2 separate regions of the Mus musculus genome follow, and region 1 is linked to region 2. Evidence: chromatin contacts called from ENCODE POLR2A ChIA-PET data. All regions are on one chromosome and are shown on one strand. The core of a region is the stretch at or near the end of the contact, and the rest is flanking DNA. Distances in the headings are between cores, read along the strand shown.

What was found. ChIA-PET counts read pairs that join two places held with the same protein, here RNA polymerase II (POLR2A).
Region 1: POLR2A ChIA-PET joins it to region 2 with 10 read pairs in Patski. The contact joins the promoter of Gcat here to the promoter of Gga1 in region 2. POLR2A ChIA-PET finds 5 or more read pairs at or near these places in 3 of 5 experiments (Patski and embryonic stem cell).

What each region holds. Positions count from the first base shown.
Region 1 is chr15:79,028,314-79,033,476 of GRCm38, reverse strand. It overlaps Gcat (glycine C-acetyltransferase (2-amino-3-ketobutyrate-coenzyme A ligase)), which reads right to left and starts at 2,603. Exons shown (of 9, transcript NM_013847.4): 1 at 2,357-2,603. The coding sequence starts at 2,543. It overlaps H1f0 (H1.0 linker histone), which reads right to left. Exons shown (of 1, transcript NM_008197.3): 1 at 2,973-5,163. The coding sequence starts at 4,755. The coding sequence ends at 4,171.
Region 2 is chr15:78,874,007-78,878,790 of GRCm38, reverse strand. Gga1 (golgi associated, gamma adaptin ear containing, ARF binding protein 1) reads right to left here and starts at 1,601. Exons shown (of 17, transcript NM_145929.2): 1 at 1,174-1,601. The coding sequence starts at 1,216.

The sequences.
Region 1 (5,163 bases), core at 1,354-3,853, 150 kb before region 2:
AACTTGACACAGCTGGAGTTATCACAGAGAAAGGAGCTTCAGTTGAGGAAATGCCTCCATGAGATCCAACTGTAAGGCATTTTCTCAATTAGTGATCAAGGGGGAAAGGCCCCTTGTGGGTGGGACCATCTCTGGGCTGGTAGTCTTGGTTCTATAAGAGAGCAGGCTAAGTAAGCCAGGGGAAGCAAGCCAGTAAAGAATATCCCTCCATCGCCTCTGCATCAGCTCCTGCTTCCTGACCTGCTTGAGTTCCAGTCCTGACTTCCTTGGTGATGAACAGCAGTATGGAAGTGTAAGCTGAATAAACCCTTTCCTCCCCAACTTGCTTCTTGGTCATGATGTTTGTGCAGGAATAGGAATAGAAACCCTGACTAAGACACACCCCTTTAATCCCAGCACACAGGAGACAGAGGCAGGTGGATCTCTGGACAGAGTAAACGGGGGGGGGGGGGGGGGGGAGAAGGAGGAGGAAGAAGAAGAAAAAAAAGAATAGGAAGAACCTGCAAAGACCATACGCTAGGTCCTGGGACAGGGCCAGAGGAAGTCTACTTGGATTTGTCCTTGAGAGGCAACAGCTGCACAAAAGATCCCATTCTAGGGAGAGGCCAGGCTTTGAATCCACTGCCACAGTACATGGATTATACATGTACACAGGAGGATTATAAGAGGTTTGTCCCTCTCTGCTTTGTACCTTGAAGGATGAGAAGTTTAAACCCTGGCTTTGAATGACATTCCATCTAAGGGGATCCCAGACCTTCCTCACATTTCTGCAGCCTCAGGACTATGATCATCTCGGTTTTCCTTTTCTTGATTGTCAAAGGGGCCTGGGTCCTCCAGTTCCAATGACCATACATCTGCTGCCATAGCACTGCATCTCCAGAGGGGTGTCCCAGAGACCTCAGCTATCCATGGCTTAAAAAGCTAATAAGGTGGGGCTGGAGAGATGGCTCATCGGTTAAGAGCACTGAGTGCTCTTCCAGAGGACCGGGGTTTAATTCCCAGCACGTACACGACAGCTCACAAATGTCTTTAACTCCAATATCTGACACCCTCACAAAGACATACATGTAGACAAACACACCAATGCACATAAAGTAAAAGTAAACACATAGCCTACGAACTTGATTCTCCCAATGTCTCATCATTTGTGTGTGGTGTGAGTGCTGGGAATTGAACCCACAGCCTCATGTGAGCTGGGTAAGCGCTCTGCCACTGAGCCACATCCCCAACCTACTGATTATATATCTCTCTGAAATCACTCCGGGAGAGCTGTTTGGTCCGGCTGAAGGTATTGTTAGAAGACAAGAGGTTCATTTTATGGTTCTCTTTAGGGAAAGACAGGTACAGGCATGAGAACTTCTGCAGCCTTAGTCCCCTTACTTGCTTAAGACTTTAGCCTCATGGCTGGTGAGATGGCTCAGTGGGTAAGAGCACCCGACTGCTCTTCCGAAGGTCCAGAGTTCAAATCCCAGCAACCACATGGTGGCTCACAACCATCTGTAACAAAATCTGACTCCCTCTTCTGGAGTGTCTGAAGACAGCTACAGTGTATTTACATATAATAATAAATAAATCTTAAAAAAAAAAAGACTTTAGCCTCTTGGGAGGAAGCTGGTCTTCCACTCCAATATCCTGGGACACTGGAGCTGACCAGTGAAGGGTCTGGGGAAATCTACTTGTATTTCACCTTCTTCCTTTCTTATTTATTTATGTTTTTTGAGACAGGGTTTCTCTGTATAGACCTGAATGCTGGGATAACAGCATATTTCCTTTCCCTAAAAATTGGTCTCTCAAACCAGGCTTGGTGCTGTATGTCTTTGATCTCAGCAATTTGGATGCTGAGATCAATTTGGAGGCTGAGGCTAGCCTGGTCTACAGAGCAGGTTCCAGGACAGCCAGGACTACACAGAGAAACCCTGTCTCAAAAAACCAAGGGGGGGGGGGGGAATGGTCCCTCTTGCATACAGATGCCATCATGAGTAAAGGTGCAGCAACTGGAGCCCTTCACACACATCTGCTCAAGGAAAGTTTTGTTCCAGTCACTCCTCCTGGAAACTAGGTGTAGGGAGCTGAGGCAGCTGGATATCGCTCTCTTTTTCTCATAGGGTGGGGTCTCAGTGCAGCCTAGCTCTCTCACCCAAAAGGTGCTGACGGATTAAAATCACCTCCCTCCTTTGAAACAGGTTTAAACAGGTGGAGTTAACACAAGGAGGCCATAGTGTGCCCCAGACAGACCAGCAGCTAAGAGTGCACGTGCCTCTCCCACACCCACCCTAGGGCCTCCATTCACATGCAAGCCTTGGAAGGGCTCTTGGCCTCCTGACCAGGTACGAGGACTCTCAGGAGGGGAAGTTACCTCCCGAGATGCCGTCCACGCGGATGCTCGGTCCCTGGCGGGACGTGATCACACGCTCACTCTTCCAGGTGCCGGCTCCGCGGATCCCTTCCAGTTCGCTGTCCAGGATGCAGCGCAACTGAGCCAGCGCTGAATGTGCGCGGCGGCCAGGGGACAGCGCCCCGTGCCACATGAAGCTGGCCCACATCGCGCCCACAGGCTAAAGTGCGCTGGCCAGCCTGAAGTCTAGTGCTCCCCGTCACGTGACGTGGGCAGGGCCCCGGCAGCAAATCAGAACAACAGGAGCTCACTTTAAAAGGATGGGAGACTCCACCCGCGGGCGGAGCCTGACAGCGTCGGCCCGCCAAGAAAGGATTGATTTGTAAGTCGACACCCGGGAGGTCCGCGATGGGGAAGCTGAGTAGGCGGAGAAAGCGACTTCAACGCCTCTCCTCCCGAGACCTTGCCTACACACCTACCTCTCCCGAAGACCCACCTACGTGCCCAGCTGACCCTCCTGTTGGAGCGTCCCTGTCACTCCAAAGCTTTGCTATTCTCTGGCGCGAACGTGGCGTCCCCACATTGCCCGTCAGATCGCTCCTCTCTCCTCCAGTTAAAGAAAAACGCACCACTCAGATTTTTTCCTTTCCAGTTTTATTTTAAAGTTTTAAAATTACAACCACAGTAATTTCTCCCGGGCACTAGTTACACTTGTTTAAAAAGGGGTGGGGTAGGGTGCGCGAGTTTCTAATTTTATTAAAATAAGAGAAAGACAACTGTACAGATTTTTTTCTCCCAGCTCCCGAAGTGAGACTAAGTCCTAGTCTTAGATATGGATATATACATATACACACATGCACACAATCCTGCCTCTCTAAAGCTACCTAGCAAATTCGAATCAACTGGAGTATGTCTTACAGTCCACTCCCTGCCTCTCCCCCTCCTCCGCTACTTAGAAAAAAAACTCAAAGAGTAAAAGAGGTTGGAGGGTTTTAAGTGGCAGCTGGTAGACCTGAAGCGGCACCAAGCAAAGCCACATCTTACACAGGAAAGGGAAGAAAGGAAACGTACAAAGTCCTGCTAGGACGCAATCCATCAATCGTGTGGAAAAAACCCAAGTTTCCATAGGCACACTGAGGCACTTGGCTGATTACCCACCCCTCCCCCTAAGTCCACTCGCATTTAACCAGAGACTACTGAAAAAGACCCCTCCTTCCCAATGGCTAGATCCTGGTTGTGAGAAGCTATGGCTTCTCTAACCAGCTGTCACTTGGACCCCTTTGCCCCTTTAGACAATGGGGAGGCACTAGGGCAGAAGAGAAAAAGCAACCAGGTCTCCAACTTACCACCGTTGGTAGGGCAGCCCCAGGGAATTTTCCCTCCCTCCTTGGCCAGCTAGGTGGGGTGTCACCTGCTCCCCATCAAAGGTTTTGAAAAGCTCACGAGGGACAAGCAGTCTAAGAAAGTCTTGGAAGACAAACCTTAGTTCCTGGGTCCCCTCACCTAGCCAGAACTTTGCCAGTTCCTTCATAGTAAACAAACCACCGACTGAAACACACATCCTCCCCCCTCCCATCCCTAACCCCGTAAGAAGGTTAATATCAAATCAAGAAAAAAGTACGTCTCCATCATTACAAAGATGAGGTCTGTTTGCTGTCCTTGCACAATAGGTTAAGGAAAAAGGAGTCATTCCACAATGTCTGTATGAGGGATCCAAACTCTGTCCTCTTTAATAAAGTCAGAATAGAATGGGCAAAGGGTTGCAGATGGAATCAAGTGAGGAAATGTATTTACAGAAAACAGGAGGGAGGAAGGAGTGTCCCCAAGCAAAGTCTTCACTTCTTCTTGCTGGCCCTCTTGGCACTCGACTTGGCTTTGGGCTTCACGGTTTTGGCCTTCTTGGGTTTGGAGGCCTTGACTGGTTTGACTTTGACAACCTTGGGCTTTTTGGCTTTCTTGGGCGTGGCAGCCGGCTTCTTCTTGGCCTTCTTGACAGGGGTGGCTTTGGGTTTCTTGCTTGGGGCTTTGGAGGCAGCCTTCTTGGGCTTGGCTGCCTTCTTTGGAGTGGCCACTTTCTTGACTTCCTTCTTGGTCTTCTTGAAAGCCACCGACCTTTTGGGCTCATCGCCCTTGGCCAGCCTGAAGGACCCCGAGGCGCCCACCCCTTTGGTTTGCTTGAGAACACCGGTGGTCACTAGGCGCTTGATGGACAACTTGATCTGGGAGTCGGCGTTCTCACCCACCTTGTAGTGGCTCTTGATATACTTTTGGATGGACTGGCGCGAGGAGCCGGCACGGTTCTTCTCTGCCTGGATAGCAGCCACGATCATGTCTGAATACTTGGGGTGGTCCGTGGACTTCTTGGAAGCCTTGGCCCGTTTGGGCTTCGCCGCCGGGGCGGAGGTGGAGTTCTCGGTCATGGTGGCCGGCCTGCTCCCACTGTTCAAGGAGCCTTCCGATGGGCCAGCCCTCGCCGGAGGCTGTGCAGAACCTGACTCGCGATCTGCTCTCCCGCTCCACTAGCAGGCCAGACGCAAGTGCGGCTGCCGGGGACGCGGGCTACGCGTGGCTCCTGTCCTCCCGGCGCGGGTCGCGAGCTGCTCTGCGCTCCCAGCCCCCACCGTTCGGTCGCTCGCCCGGCGCCTGGCGCTGCCTCCGCCTCCACAGCCTCCCTTTTCCCAGCTCTGCGTCTGGCGCTCGGGCGGCGCATCCGGGTATTTAGCGGCGGCGGGCGGACCGCGGTGAGGACTGGGCTGCTGGCTGCCTGCTCCCGGCCCGGAATGGCGCCGCGCTGCCGCCATCTGTGTTTCTTCCGCCGAGCAAACTCG
Region 2 (4,784 bases), core at 352-2,851:
TGGAAAATGTAAGCTGAATAAATCCTTTCCTCCCCAACTTGCTTCTTGGTCATGATGTTTGTGCAGGAATAGAAACCCTGACTAAGACAGATGGGGAAAATATCTATGGTCCTCTTTTACCTCTGACCTCCTGAGACCCGTGCAGTACTGTATCTCATGCAGTCCATGGTCACTGTCTCCTTCTAACCACCAATCAACCCCACTGCCAGGCTGACTCTCCTCCGCCCCCCCCCCCCCCCCCAGATCGGTGAGCTCTGGGAATCAACCTTCCAGTTCAACTTCCTTCGAGGCTGGCTTCAAAGATGCTGACCATGTCGGCCCACACCACCCTGCACAGATCCTTGCTATATCTCAGACCAGGAGGTTGAGCTTGAGGATAGACCGGAAGGCTTCTCTGGGTCACATCCCTGAAAGGCCTTGGGACAGACCTGTCACTAAATGGACCAGAAGAGCCAACCTGCAGCTCCCAGGGGCAGAGTTCAGGAATGGGGTTGGCAAGGCCAAGGATCTTCAACAAGCAGTGTGGGACAGGGAGAACAGAGGATGGGGCTTGGAAGCCAGAGTTGGAGGAAGCTGTTTCGAAGGAGACAGGAAACAAGGACAGAGGCCTGGGGAGGAGGCTCAGCAGGGGCTAGGAAAGCAATCTGGGACGCAAAGCAAGGCTGGGCTTGGGTATAACGACAGAGAACTTGATTTCCTTATGGAGTCTTAGACGGGACCCTTTCAAGCACTGGGAGTTTCTCCAGGCGCGGACAGAGCTGGATCAGATGGGCCAGGGGTCCCCCCTTTCCTGGGCTGGGGGACCGAGCAGATCTAAGAAGAGCTGCGGGCACAGGGTTTGAAAGACTCAGGCCCTGAGGAAGTGGGGGGATCCCTCTAGGGGAAGACTCGAGGGTCTGCGCTTTGGTGCAACAGGCAGGGCCTTCGGGGGTCCGGGATAACTCTGCGCCACCGGGTCACCGGGGTGGGTGGGCGGCGCCCGCTCCCGGCCAGGCTGCGCGCAGCTGCCAGGGTCCGAGCGGAGCGACAGACTGGGGCGCCGCCCCTCCGGGTCGGGGGGCGGGGCGTGAGGAGGGGGCGCGCGGACCCCGCCCCGCCGGGAGAGAGAGAGGGGCCAGCCTCGCGCCCCCGGTTCCGGTTCCGGTCCGGCTCGCGCCCCTCCCGGACACTCACTGATTCGTGCCTCCAGAGTCTCCGGCTCCATCGCGGGCTCCATCCGCCACGGGCCCCCGGCCTCGGCGCCGCCCCCCGCCCCCCGGCCGCTCTCGCGGGAACTCCTCGGCTCCGCCCTCGGCCGGTTAAAGGGGCCGCGTCCACCCCGCGGAGTAGGAACGCGGCACCGGGACGCCGGGCACCATCGAGACGCGGGTGGAGCCGCCTAGAGCGTCGCCTCGTCGGCGCCCCTCCCCCTGGCGGCTGGCGGAGTCGCCGGTGGGGCTGGTCGGCGGCCTCGCAGCTCCGGGCGCTCGGGCGGGAGAGGAAGAGGAGAGCCTGGGGGTGGCGGGCGGCACCATAGAAACCCCGCGGGACCGCTCTAACTCAGTTAGCGTCACGCAGAGACCCGTGACCGCTTCCGGGACAACGCTCCGGAGCCATGTTTCTGAAGGGGTTCTGAAGTCACTTCCGGAGCCCTCAGGGGTACTTCCGCTTACGTGGGAAGATGTCAAAGTCCCTTAAAAGGGCAACTGGGCACTGTGGCCGCCGCCAACGCGATGAGGTTAAGCTAACGTTTGTTTAGCTCTTAAAGCCCTAGGCATTGTTCTGAGCAGTTTTTTCCCCTTTGAGACAAGGGCTCACTGTCTTGCTCTGGCAGTCCTGAAGCTCGCTCTGTAGAATAGGCTGGCGTGGAATTCCTGAGATCCGCCTTTTTCCGCCTCCCAAGTGCAGACATTAAAGAAGTGTGCCACCACGCCCAGCAAAGGGCTAAGTCTTTTTTTTTTCTTAACCTATGAATCTACATTCAAACCCGGGAGCCAGGTTATGAGTTTGCCTGAGGTCATTAGGGGTCAGTGCTTGCACCGAGTACTTAATTCTGCATTCAGTTTAGAAACTCCTTGCATTTGGGTTATTCGGTGCCCAGCCCTGGAGAGAAAGACAAGGCCAGATATATATCCTACAAGGTGATGATAACGCCCGCACTTATCAGACAGAGGCAGGAGGTTATCAGTTCAAGGCCAGTGTGGAATATCGTATCTCAAAGCACGTAACACTCTCAAGGTGATGGGGAAGCCAGAGAGGTGGTGGCAAAATGAGAGGTTATCTTTCCCCAAACTGGAATGGTGACGACGTCAGGCTCTTTTTTTGAGGTGGTTTAGGAGGAGGCAAAATGTGAGGTACTTTCACCCGCTTTTTCCACCCTCTGCGGTCGCCTTGGCTAATTCTCAGGAATGCCAGTTCGCTCTCTGTAGCCTCTGGCGGCCGTCGGGGGAACTGGCTACTGTGCCCTCTCCAGCGAGCCTGTGCCAGGAAGAGTTAAAGAGCATCTGAGACCAAGGAACCGGCGAATCCAGTTCCGCATGCCTGTGGCCTTGGAGGGATCAGTATTCACCTTGCAGAACCAGTTACCTCATTTCAGTCGGGTTTTCTTCTGAACCCAACTCTCAGTGAGACGTTTAATTCTCTCCTGCAACCTATAAGATACGGGAGAGGGTAACAAGATGGGCTCCGCCTGCTTTGTTTTCTTTATTTTTAAAATTGTTAATGAAATAAAACCCAACTGCAGGCCGGGCAGTGGTGGCGCACGCCACCTAGCACTTGAGAGGAAGAGGCAGGTGAATCTCCGAGTTCAAAGTCAGCCTGGTCTACGGAGCGAGTTCCAGGACCCAGGGCTACACAGAACAAAACCCAAAACAAAAACCCAAACTGCATTTGCCAAATTGATTTAAAGTCAGATCACTACTCACAGGCACTTTTGGTGGAGCGACAGAGGCAGGGTCTCCTGTAAGCCTAGGCAGGCCTTGAACGCACTATAGACTTGATCTCTGATCCTTCTTTCTCCACCTTCTGCGTGCATCACCACACCTGCAAGAGAATAGGACTTCTTGCAAGCTAAGCAACACGCTACCAACTGAGAGACATCTCCAGCTACTTCTGCCTCCATCTAGAGTCCTTATAGCCCAAGCTGGCGATTTCTGTGGTACCTAGCATTTCATATAAACATGTTAGGCAGACACATCACCACCTGAGCTCTAACCTCCAGCTGCCCCACAGTGTATTTCTTTGCATGCTTGTGGTTTGTGTCCCTCCCTGCCTCTGGGAAGTCTCATCCTGAAGCATTGCATCTGGTGAATCCCTGAGTTTCTTTTCCTGTTGCTGTGATTAAACTGCTCTGATAAAAGCAACTTAAAGAAGACAGGGTTTCCCACAATTCAAGGGGAGGAGAAATCAAGGCGGTGGCAGCTGGGCCCATCACAGCTGCAGCTGAGAAACAGGGCAGAGAGAGTGTGGAATGCACACTGCTTCCCGCCCTTTCTCCACTCACACAGTACAGGTTCCCCATCGGGGATGGTGCCACCCACAGTGGGCAGGTCTTCCCAGCTCAGTAGACTCAGGCAGGGTAATCCTCCTGAGGCACGAGCAGCAGCTCATCGACCAGGTGATTGGAAATCTGTCAAGTTCACAGAACTAGCGGGCACAGTGTCCTGAGACCTAAAATAGTGCTGGGGTCCAGAAGGTGCCGGGGTTCAGAGCATAGTGCCTCAAAGCATGGCGCCTGCCCACACTGAAGGGATCTCAGAATCGGCACAGAGCACAAGCAGACACTAAATCCTCAGCCCCAAAGAGATTTTATTTACCTAGGAGGGGACAAGCAGGGGGTCTGACTGCCTCTGGGTCAGGCAAAGTGAGCCTCAGGTGTCTCTGTGGGAGTGGTTTGTTTGTAAGGAGACAAAGGGGGAAGCCTGAATTAGGATGACTTGGTAAATCCTAATTGGACATGTTAGTTAGTGTAGCCAAATGTTGAATTTTGATTGCTGGACCTTGGTGATCAGCCTCAGGAATGTATTCGAATGGTTTAGCAAAGGAGAGGGAATCGGAAAAGGAAGACCTGCTGCTGTCATGATTGCCAGGCCTGGGCTTGTCAGAAAGCCCTTCACATGTGGGTCTGCAGGAAACCTTCTCCCTTTTCCCTTCCGCCCTTTCTCCTCCGTCTTCCGTCTCCCTTCCAGGTAGGCCATAGAAACTAGAATTCTTGGGCTGGAGAGATAGCTCAGTGGTTAAGAGCACTGACCCCTCTTCCACAGATCCTGAGTTCAATTCCCAGCAACCACATGGTGGCTCACAACCACTTGGGAGGCAGAGGTAGGCAGAACTCTTGAGTTAGAGGCCAGCCTACACAGCAAGTTCCAGGACAACCAAGGCTACATAGACCCTGTCTCAAACAAAACACCATCTTTAAAAAACGATTACATGTTTATTTACATGTGGAGGGCAGAGAGCGACTTCAGGGGTGGCGCCTTCCACCTTCCCTTGCTTTCAGACTCAGTTCTTGGGTTCTTGCCTTTACTCCCCCAGCTGTCCTGCTGGCTCCCCACCAGCCTCTATGTGGTGCTGTGGCTATCAAACCTCGGGCTTTGTTCGTGCTTGACAAGTCCTCTCTCTGCTGAGCTACACTCCCAGTCTGTCACTTCATTATCCCAATGAAAGAAAGCGGCAAACAGCGGCAAGTGTAGGGTGAGACCTGCCCTTGCTCTCCCCTTCCCCAAAGCACAGAGGTAGCTGCACGACACTTGTCCTCACCTTCCTCCCTTGCCAGAGCCACACACTGGCACTTTATCTCTCTGCCA